2 separate regions of the Homo sapiens genome follow, and region 1 is linked to region 2. A link is a loop called in an ENCODE intact Hi-C map of the cell type or tissue named here. Cell type or tissue: GM12878. All regions are shown on one strand. Links, peaks and the distances in the headings refer to the core of each region. The heading gives the core; the rest is flanking DNA. Region 1 has its middle 450 kb from the start of KCNJ3. Region 2 overlaps LOC107985952 (a long non-coding RNA gene).

Region 1 (5,398 bases), core at 215-5,214, 70 kb before region 2:
CTTTGAAGAAGTCTGGCAATGAAGAGAAGGAAAGGCTACTATGTGATTCTTTATATTAAATGAAATTTTAGAAATATTTGCTTAGTATGTATTAAGATAGCTTCAATGGCTTGACTTTTGGGGATTTTTTTTCCTCTTTGTTTATTCAGTCTACCTGATTGATCTGCACTTCATATGGATTTATGCCATTTTGATCCTCAACTGTCTGAACTAAACTCTCGCTAGACCCATCTGTTCTGTCTTGATCTTTGGCCTACCTCATACTGCTGGCTTAACTGTTTGTATTTTCAATATCAGTTAGGATGTCTCTGAACCAACTGGGAACTTCCTATCCATACTACAGCTTGAATTTACACAAAAGCAAAGCTTATTAAGATCCTTTATATATTTCTCAAAGCTGCAGCATTGAAAAGGATCACATGCCAAGCTTTGAGTTTGCCACAGGCAATTTGGAAATATCATTTCTAAAAAACTGTACTCATTGTGGGACTAAGATGTTAGACCTTCAGTGGGGAAGTGATTCACAGGTAAAAAGACCAAGTTGGAGGCAAAAAGAATGTATTGAGCTGTGAGATGTTAGAAAGTTAGATCGACAGAGATTAGCAGAAGACAAAAAGAAAACAAAGTAATTAGATGGGAGGGAGATGAAATCTGTGGCCATGCAGATGTACGCCTTGGAAATCTCAGGGCCTTGTAGCGGCTGCTGCTGTTTTGAGAGCTTCAAGGAAAATGTGTAAATGAGAAATGTGTTAGTCAGACAGAGAGTCACTAAAATAAATCATTATCTTTTTATCTTCTAAATATATTGTCTAGTCAACATAGAGCTATGTTAGAAAAAAATGTTACATCATACTTAAGAAGTATTATTTTAAAAGTTTTATCCAAGAAAGCTGTTTCCACTTTCGCATATTGCTTTGTAGTTCATTTTCCAAGAAAATATTTTAAATATGTATGTATTACTTTATCTGAAACCTTTTTATAAAATAATTATGCTTAGCTATATTAATCCAATATATCATATTACAACTAGATTAGAATATCATAATAAAACTACGAGCAAAGAGATTGAGTTTTAGTCTGAAAGATACCATATACTCAAGAATTATAGAGTTAACACACTATTTATTGATAATTAAATACCTATCAGTAGTACACTTACTTATAAGCCATTTTTGTTTTTATTTTTACAGAGGAAAGATTTACATCTTTCTCTGTACCTAACAATAACAGCTGTAAGGGGAAAGGGGAAAGTTCTGCTTGGCCCTCTGCAGGTTTGCTGACAAATCAACTCACAGAAAACAGATAAATTGGAGAAAAGGCATACTAATTTATTTAACATGTATACATGAGAGCTTTCAAAATGAAGACACAGAGATATAGGGGGAAATAGTCTATTTATTTGCTTAGGTTCAACAAAGTATGGACAGCTGTGTAGATATATAATTGTATACAAAGCATATGATCTAATGTTAATAGACAGAGGAGAAGCCCAGCAAGGCCTGTCTGTTTACATTCTTCTTGGCCTCTCTATGCATGTTTTCTCCTTTCTGAGTGGGGGCAGGACTTTTTCTGGAAATGGGGTGTTATGACTTACAGCCAAAGAAGGTAGGTCGGATAATTTCTTTATGGCCACTTTTTACACAGAAAGATGGAGGGAAAGTTGGAGTAATGTTTTTAGGTTTTATGGTTGTCTTTGGGGAAAAGCAGTTCTGGTTTCAATGGCCTGCCCTAGGGAAGAGGGAGTCTAGTTTCTACAGCTAGCCTCTGGAGAGAATGGGACTGAGAAGCAGCAGAACAGGAGAAGGTCAGAGAAAAACGTTTACTTGTGAGGTTGCTTCTGAGTCCTTCATTTTAGGGTCTTGTTTTCTGACCCCAACACAGCATAGCATGGATTCTCAACAAACATGCAAATAGAATAAAACTATCTCCTTAAAATCATCTGCTTATTTAATATTATGTAACAGATAGTTAGGATAAGATTTTAGAGACTTAAAATAATTATGCATTTCTTCGGTTGTTAAAGTACTATTTTTTAGTACTTGTTTTTGAAGTTTCTCATCTAGAATATTTATTACATGAGCGTTTAAATTCTCTGGCTTTTCTACAAAACAATAACAACAACAAAAAACATCCTGATGGGTTAAGGAAGTTAATATAGAGTGAATATTTTCTTAGAAATAGATGCATATTCTGCTTAAATATCTACATAATAACGTCAGTTAGCAAAGGGTAACTTAAAAAAAGTTATCCTCAAAATCTCCTGGGCAATTTTATTTCTCATTTATGTGAAGTCCAATACATTTGATCCTTGTTGTGTGGCCTTTGTACCCAACTATTTTCCAAGCTCTGATTAGGGAGACCCCACCTTGTATTGTGTCTGCTATTTCTAGGGCCTTGGAGAGAAGAGAGTGTTTTTAAGACTGCTTTTTTGGTCAGCTCTGGGAGTGGCACACCATTCTGCAACACACATTCCATTAGCCAGAATTGTGTCTTGTGGTCCCATTCAGAAGCAAAATGTCTGTAGAATGTGTTTAAGTATGTCCAGCAAGCAGAGAAAAACCAAATATTGATAAATACAATCAACTTCTATCACAGTAATAAAGCATTACTTTCTTATTAACATTTTATAAATGTAAATTATTTTATTTTGAGATCTGTGTTCAATGTAAAATTTTTTGAAGGTATTATATTACTTAATGAGGAACTTAAAGTAAAATAATTTAAGTACGGTAATGCAGACAGTAAATTTAGACTTAGTATTTAAATTCAGCAAGGCCCATGCTCAATTCTAGATCACTATGTTTAAGGTCTAATCGTAAAACAGAGCAGCAATTGCAATACAGAGTTAAGTATTTTGGTTGGCAGCAATACATATACTCTATATTTACATGTAAGTTATTACAGTTTAAAAGTATGTGGGAAAATAGGTTCAAAATAGATAAAGATTTTATAACGTAAGAGAATGGAGAACTGAAATAATTATTAAGTTTTCTTAAAGGAAAAATTGCTCTACATTACTACCTAAGTTTATCTTCTGTTTCATTTTGATAAAATTTATGTTAAACAGTCTAATAAAATATTAAATCACACGTCTTTTTCTTAAAGTTCCTTAAAATAATACTCTCGTCTATGTTATCAGTAAACAGTCTTAATATTGCTGTTCTCCTGAGATAATTTTTCTCTAATTGCTGCTCATTATTTAAGGAAACTTTCAATATTAGTAAAACATTGCTCCAAATCTTTCATTTAGAGCTATTATTATACCTGTGCTGTTTTTTCTTCTGCCCACGAAGCCTGTCAAAATGCAAATTGCTTTCTCTGACCAAAAGTACAGCAGGAGCACAGCCTGGCTGCTTTTTACACAAAACCACCAACAGATTTGTTAACAGCTGTTCTTGGGGTCTGTGCACGTAATGGAAACTTCAGAACCTTGCAGGGTTCATGGTTTCTTCTGTCTGCAGCACAGGAATCGTTTAACAGTAGGTGACACTTTTGGCAATGTATAATTAAAGGGCTTGTTTTAGCAAAATTACACCCTGTGTAACACATAATAAAAGATAAGGGGGAAGGAGAGGTAACAGGCCTGGGTATACAATTTAGTTTGTAGCAGAGAATGAGCACAGTTGGGAGCTTGACTATTTTTGCTGTGATTCCTGAGGTCATATTAAGCAAAACAAATCACTATGTTTCTACTTTATTCAGGTGACAAGTGGATCGATAAGATAATTAATAATATCTCTTCTTCCCTATTTGGCTAATTGAGACGAGGGAAGATTATAAACGGGTCTACAACATGAAAAACCAGAAGTCATTTAATTTGAATGCCAGCATCACCTCCCCAAGGTTATTGATATTTGATTTAAAGGGGAATAAAAGATGGACAATTTAAGTGAATCTGACTTGTATTGTTCTGAATCCATATGCATTGATTCAGATTTGTGAGATGTCTTTTCAACAAGGTAGCTTTGGATCAGTGGGGCTTGCATATTTGATCATATTTCTTTCAGAACCTTTCTTAAATACTCTTCATTTGTTACCACCAGGCAAAGGCAAATCTCTAGTTTAGAAAACTTGATTTTAAAATAAATTAGAAAGTAAAGAGAGAAAAGGCATGTTCCATTCCTGACATTTGTATATACTATTACTCATTGAAAACATAACATGGTAAGTTTGTTTCATAGTCATTACCTCTACCATCATCTGTTACCCCCTTTGAACTACACCGTTAATTATCTTTGCCTACTTCTGAAATGCATATACATAAAATCTTATTGTATGTAACATTTGAATATAGCGTTTTTGCTTATCATTATGTTACTGAGATTTATCAGTGTTGTCACACATAATTTCAGTTTATTTTTATTGACATGAAGCATCCTATAATATGAATATGCCACACTATATTTAATATTGATGGACATTTTAGTTATTATAAATCATGATGATATAGTTTTGCATGTACTTTGATGGACACATGCAAGCATCTTATTAGGTAATACAATATATTATAGAATTGCTACTTTATAAAATATATGTATGTTTAGCTTCAGTAAATACTGCCAAATAATTGTCTAAAGGGATTGTTCCAAGTCACATTCCTGCCATCAATATATGAGAGTTCCATATCCTCACCAACACTTGGAAATATTAGTATTTTATTATATTTTAGTTATTCCAGTAAGTATACAGTGGGATTTCATTGTTGTAACATTTGTTTGCCCAATGATGAATGAGGTTAAACATCTTTTCACATGTTTATGCATTATTTGGATGGCTTTTATTTGAAGCACCTGCCCAAGTCTGTAGCCTATCTTCTTATCAGGTTATTTATCTTGATATTGTTGACCTGAGACATCTTTTATAAATTTTTAATATTTGTTATATATACATATATGTGTGTGTGTATACACAAACATTTAACTATAATCTTTTCTTGATTTTTTGCCTTTTCTAACCCTTAATGATGTCTTTTAAGATATAAAATTTTAATTAACTTTAAGTTCAATTTGTCAAATTATCCTTTTCTTTTGTTAATTTTTTGTATTATGTTACAATCAACTGACTATATATGTGTGGGTGTCCCTCTTTATATTCTATTCTATTGATGAGTTTATCTCTATCTGTACCCATACCTCACTGTTCATTCACACTGTAATTACATGAAGATGAAATACTTAGTGTTCTAAGTTCTCCTGCATCATAATTGTCTTTGTTATTCTTTTTTTTGCATTTTCATGTAAGTTAGACAATCCATGTATTCATTTTCATAAAATAAACTACTGGAAATTTGTTTTGAATTGCACTAAATCTATGTATCAGTTTTAAAACAACATTTTTAATATTAACTCTTAAAATCATATAGCTTATTCCTAATTAGTTTTTAATTTCTCCCAAAAGT
Region 2 (5,398 bases), core at 188-5,187:
GCACAAGGTACTACTCCTCACAGCAAAGAAATTTCCAGTTTGAGATGTCAATGATGCTGAGGCTGAGAAATCTTGATCTAAAAGTCTCAATTTAAAAGCCATTTAGTCCACTTAAATATGGACTTATTGTTGGTTCTGATCTACACATTTCTCTACAAGTCCCTAATTTAGAAGCTGAACATTTGTTTTTATAGTTGGCAAAACTCACATTCAAACACAGAAAAAAAATTAGCGTCACCAAATTGTTAAATTAAATTGGTGATTTCTGGTAAAAAGTATCTGAGTAACCACTTTCCTAAAATAGATTGTAAAGGAATAGCACGGAAGTTATCTGAAAATAACAGGCTTTCTGTGTCCTGAAGAAATAAATGTAGCAGGTGAAGAGAAATAAATTTCCATTATTTCATGATTGTATGAGGAAACACCCTCAATGGCATCCTCAAAACCTGGAGTGACTGACACATACCATACAGTTTCAACCAAATTAAAGGAAACTATCAGATGCTAACAGGAATTGCCTTTCAAGAGACCAGAGAGAATTATTGGAAGTATGTTGCGGAAATTTTCATAAACCACAGCAAAACTTTTACTGTAGACTTAAGGCTGGAAAGTCAGAGCTAGAAGGTGTGGAATATTCACCATTATAGATTATCCATCATCCATCCCAACCTCCTTTTTATTGGACCTTCCTTTACTGCAGAGATAGAAAGCAAAGAAACATGCTATTTGAGTTCATTGAAGCTAGGGACCTATGTGTGATTTAGATTTCTTTCATCCGATTTCTTCATGTAGATCTGAATTGGAAAGTGAATTGAAATAAGATAGAGAGAAGAAAGATGAAAGGCATGGAAGGGGAATGAGGAAGAAACAAGGAAGAGGAAGAGAAATAAGGTGAAGAGAGGAGTAAAAGAAGAAGGGAAGGAAAGAGGAGAGGAGAAGAGAAGAAAGAAGAGAAGAAAAGAGATACAAGAGGCAAGGTAGCCCCTTGTCAAGCAAATGTGTGGTGACTCCAGAGCCAACAGTTCTGGTGTTTAGTGCTTGATCTTTAGATTTAAGATTGCAGTTAAAGTGATGGAACACTGTGGCTGCCAGTTGGTGCACCAGCTTTCTGAATCTCAATTTCTGGTATTGGCCAAGTGAAGTGTAAGTAAATTAATGTACTGCATTGTCATGTTACTCAAAGTAGAAAAAATGTCGAAACAATGTAAATGTTCCTCAAGAGTAGATCAGTTAATCAATGTGTATCCATATAATTTATTTATTTTTTTCATTAAAATACTGTAGATCTATGTTCACTGCCAAGGAAGAGTGTGATGGCTCAAACATTCAGGCATTCATTCACTTAATGCATATTTATTGAACACTTTCTGTGAACTTGGTAATATACTTGATCTTGATGGTGACAAAATTGAAATATTTACATCATTATATAAATTATTATTTAGAAATTCATGACATATTAAAATAAAATGTATAAAACTATGAATAAAAATAATCTTGCATTAAAGACATGTACTTGCATATTCATAGAAAAACATCTAGCCTACAGTGGTCATTCAATAAATGGAGACAGTGGAAATATCTGAACTGTATGAATAAAAGTTACTACTTTATATCTTTATATACTGCCTAATTAATATTTTACATCATAATTTTATTGCTTTTATAATCAGAGGAAATAAACTGTTTCCATTTTTAAAATAAAATAATTTAGGCATACGTGGCATACTTATAAATCTTCTTTATTCAGAATATGCTTTTTTGTTCTCAAGTGCAATTCGTCCAATATTGTAATGAATAGTCTTATTTTATATATGATATATGTATCTCATTTTACATATGTGTCATATTTTATAGATATGTTTCTGATGGAATTAATCTGGTATGTCTTCTTAAGTTTCAGTGGAAACACAAGAAATCATCAATTGCAATGCTAAGCATGTTGTAAAATGCCATTTCTTCCAAATAGTAATGATTTATTGAGTATTTACAATGTGCAGGACATGATGCTAATTAATTAACCCTCACTACAACCAAACATATTAGATCCAAAAACTTAGCATCTCTTTACACAATAGGAAACTATCACCCTAGGAGAATAAATACCTTGTCCAGTCTATATGGTTAGTACATGATAGAACATAGATTTGAAAAGAGTCTTATAGAGGCAGTAAGTCCATTTCCAAGATACTGTATCTTTTTATTTATCTATTATTTTTTATTTAACTTGGTACTTTTGTCTTCATAATGATTGTACTGTCTTTCATGTTATAAAAAAAGGTGATAATTTCCTTAGAACATTGTAAATGTTAATTGTCTTAACATTTCAATTTAGAATTTTGTCTTCTCACAGAGTGAAGAGGCATAAATTCACAGTTTATATCTTTTAATGTGTTGGGTTTATAGCCTAAGCTTAGTGGGTTCGGTTTATGATAACATAGTAATTGATAGTGAAATTCATAGCTGGGCATGATGGCACACATGTACAGAGCTGGGCTCTGAAGTCTCACCTACTGAGGAGGCTGAGGCCAGAGGATTGCTCGAGCCCAGGAGTTTGATGCTGCAGTGAGTTATGATCACAGCACTGCACTATATCCTGGTGACAAGAAAGACAGGAAGGGAAAGGGAGAAAAGACATTCTGCTGTCTGCGTTTCAAAAAGCCAGGCAAATATATCTGTTTTGCTTCATTTAGTTTTTCATCATTTCCTTCTTCCATAGAAAAACATGTTTTGAAACCTCTGTTTAGCCACTTAGGTGCAAAACACACTCACACACACACACAAACTATTACACAAATAAAGAGGTGCATTGCAATAACCTCCAAAAGTTATTGTATAACTTTACCAATATGCTGATGTCCTTAAAAAGAATTATTGTTAAGAACAATGAATAGGCTGTGTGAATCTAAAGGAGAATTTAACAAACATTCTGAAATTCTTCAAATTTGTCCTTTCTCTAATATCTAAGTAGACTTCTTGCTTCTAATTATCTCTGCAGTTCTTATGAAGTCATTTCCTTTCAAGGAAAGTTAATGATTGAAAGTTACCATCCTATTAGCCAAGTGATTGATGTTAGATAATTGCATTGTGAAAGATAGCAGCTACAAACAAAAGCCTTCCTATTCTCACCAGTTTAGCACTCTTTCCTAATAAAGAACCAGAATGTGACTTCCCAAATGTTATTATTCACACTTTGTTTTAGAACCGATATACCATATAAGAAAGAATAAAGGTGTCACTGAGATATGAAGAATGCTAGTGTTAAATATGAACGTGGGCATATTTTCCACTAAATTTGGAATAACATTAATATATATTGTTCATCTCTAAGGCAAATGCAACCAGATAAACTTCAACCACAATATACAGAGAAGGGGAATTATTATGAATTTCACAATTAACAAGAAAATGCTTTTCAATACAATTCAAAAAGAGTTCTCTGATTTCTAGAACTATTCAATTCAAGTCATTCAAAACCCCATATGTTAAACTAAGTTTTGTACTAAGCATGTGAAATGCAAAACTCAAGTGATAAAATGTCTGCCCTGAAAGTGTAAATATGCAGTGCAACAAACAAGAGAGAACCAGTGGAATAGGCTGTAGCCCTGTGTGCAAATACCTTCCACAAACTGAGAGTAAAGGAATATCAGAACATCCATAAGGATAAATAGACTTCTGTCAAACTAAGAAGGAAAAATAGCTAATTCCAAGAGAATATATTGCATAAAAAACACGGACATGGTGAAACTACCTGGAGCATTCACATAAATGCTTTAAAATCCAGTGCAGCTCACATGGAGAATGCATGGTGGTGGGAGATAAAACTAAAAGGAGGATTTGGGATACACGTTACTATTTAAATTACCAGCTCCATTTCAGAAAGATAATTCTGGCAGCAATTTGAGGAAGAAATAAGAATAAAGATCGAGGATCATCATCAGGTCTGCCCAGTTGTCTCAGCGGGAGGTGAGAGAGCCTGAGAAAATACAGTGGAGGCTGAATGGGGAGCAGAGGAAGAACCAGAACGGTAACTTCAGCATCAAAGGTGCCCAACTTCATGGAGACTTTTAAGAACATAGGCAAACTTCAGCTTTAAAAAGTGTGTGATGCTTTGAGAACTTGTATTTAATTCACTTAACAACATCTCTATGAGATAGCACCATTCCCGACTTGTAGAAAATATGGTTGAAACCCAGACATCAAAGAGTTTAGTACACAAAGAAGATTCAAATCTAAAACCAATAGCTATATTACTCTGATGCTGTTTTCTAAAAACAGAGTAGTTTTTGTTATATAGCCATACAAAATTCTAGGAGATGCTAGTTTTGCATTTGGATATCTATCTATCTATCCATCCATCTATCTATATCTATATAACTATCTTCCTGTATCAATCCTGTAGAATTTGAGAAATTATTATCTCTTCTTCACAAAATTTCTTTAAAGTAACAGAAATATAGAAAAGAATAATAATACTGACAGTAGGACTTCTGATCTCGTCTCTTTTCTAATTCAGTCCTATTGGCTCTATATGACTCCTTGTCCAATCTAGACACCCATGTTCAGAAACTTCTGGAATGTCCTGACAAACGTATTCTGGTTCCAGCATAAACTACTGCCACTCTAAACTAACATTACCAAAACTATACCCCTTCTTCCACTTCTCATGCTGCAGAGAGTTATTCTGAAGCAACAAAATACAATTTAGACCAGGCCCACTAAAAACATATGATATCTCATCTCAATTATATCTTTGTTATGACTTGGAAATGCTTATACTCATCAATGTATCTAAAACATTTTTGAAGTTAGAATACAAAAAGCATTATTTTAAAGTATTTTCAATTTAATAAGTATTTATTACATCATTACTAAGGTTAATAATGATAAGCTTGCATTTTTCGACTATTTGCCAGTTGTCAAACAGTGTTTGACATGCTTCACATGCATTATCCTATTTAATCCTCAGAGCTAATGCCATACTGCTGTAAGGACTAAAGCAGAAACACAAAGAAAAGAAACACCTCTGACTCAGCCTCCCATACTGAAGCCGTGACTCTAAGTAAGACTTCAGACAACACAACCCAATAACTCAATAGATTCCTTATTATTATTCTTAGTCTGCATCTGGAGCCACAGAGGTTTAGGGGCATTAAACAAATACTTCAAGGTCACAGAGCTAATAGCTGTCAAAACCAGAACTTAAAATAGTTCTACTTGAATCTAAGGTTAATTGTTATTTATATTATACTATTATTATCTTACATTCAAGGTCCCCCAAATCCTTACCATAGTATATAATAAAAAATATGAAATAAAATTGGTTTCAATTTACTGTTATAGTTGTTTAAATAAGAGATAAATATATCAAGATAAACATAAAAATATAGAAGATAAC

The links. Hi-C counts contacts between places; a loop is a spot of excess contacts. Peaks named below come from ENCODE experiments on the same cell type or tissue, not always from the same donor. Only the 100,000 strongest peaks of a DNase experiment are listed, where the experiment ranks them.
Region 1: a loop joins it to region 2, with 2.9 times the contacts of the local background. A loop is called at or near these places in 2 of 110 quality-filtered maps.

The regions. Positions count from the first base shown.
Region 1 is chr2:155,142,576-155,147,973 of GRCh38, forward strand. No RefSeq gene overlaps it. Among named protein-coding and RNA genes, the nearest start is that of KCNJ3, 450 kb to the left of the region's middle. RefSeq lists an enhancer at 3,516-3,575. In GM12878, for the core only: a CTCF peak has its summit at 3,318; a DNase peak (open chromatin) is centred at 3,386; H3K4me3 peaks cover 730 bases; H3K27ac peaks cover 1,620 bases.
Region 2 is chr2:155,212,458-155,217,855 of GRCh38, forward strand. It overlaps LOC107985952 (a long non-coding RNA gene), which reads left to right. Exons shown (of 3, transcript XR_001739745.1): 3 at 793-873. Among named protein-coding and RNA genes, the nearest start is that of KCNJ3, 520 kb to the left of the region's middle. In GM12878, for the core only: no CTCF peak of the experiment used is centred there; no DNase peak of the experiment used is centred there.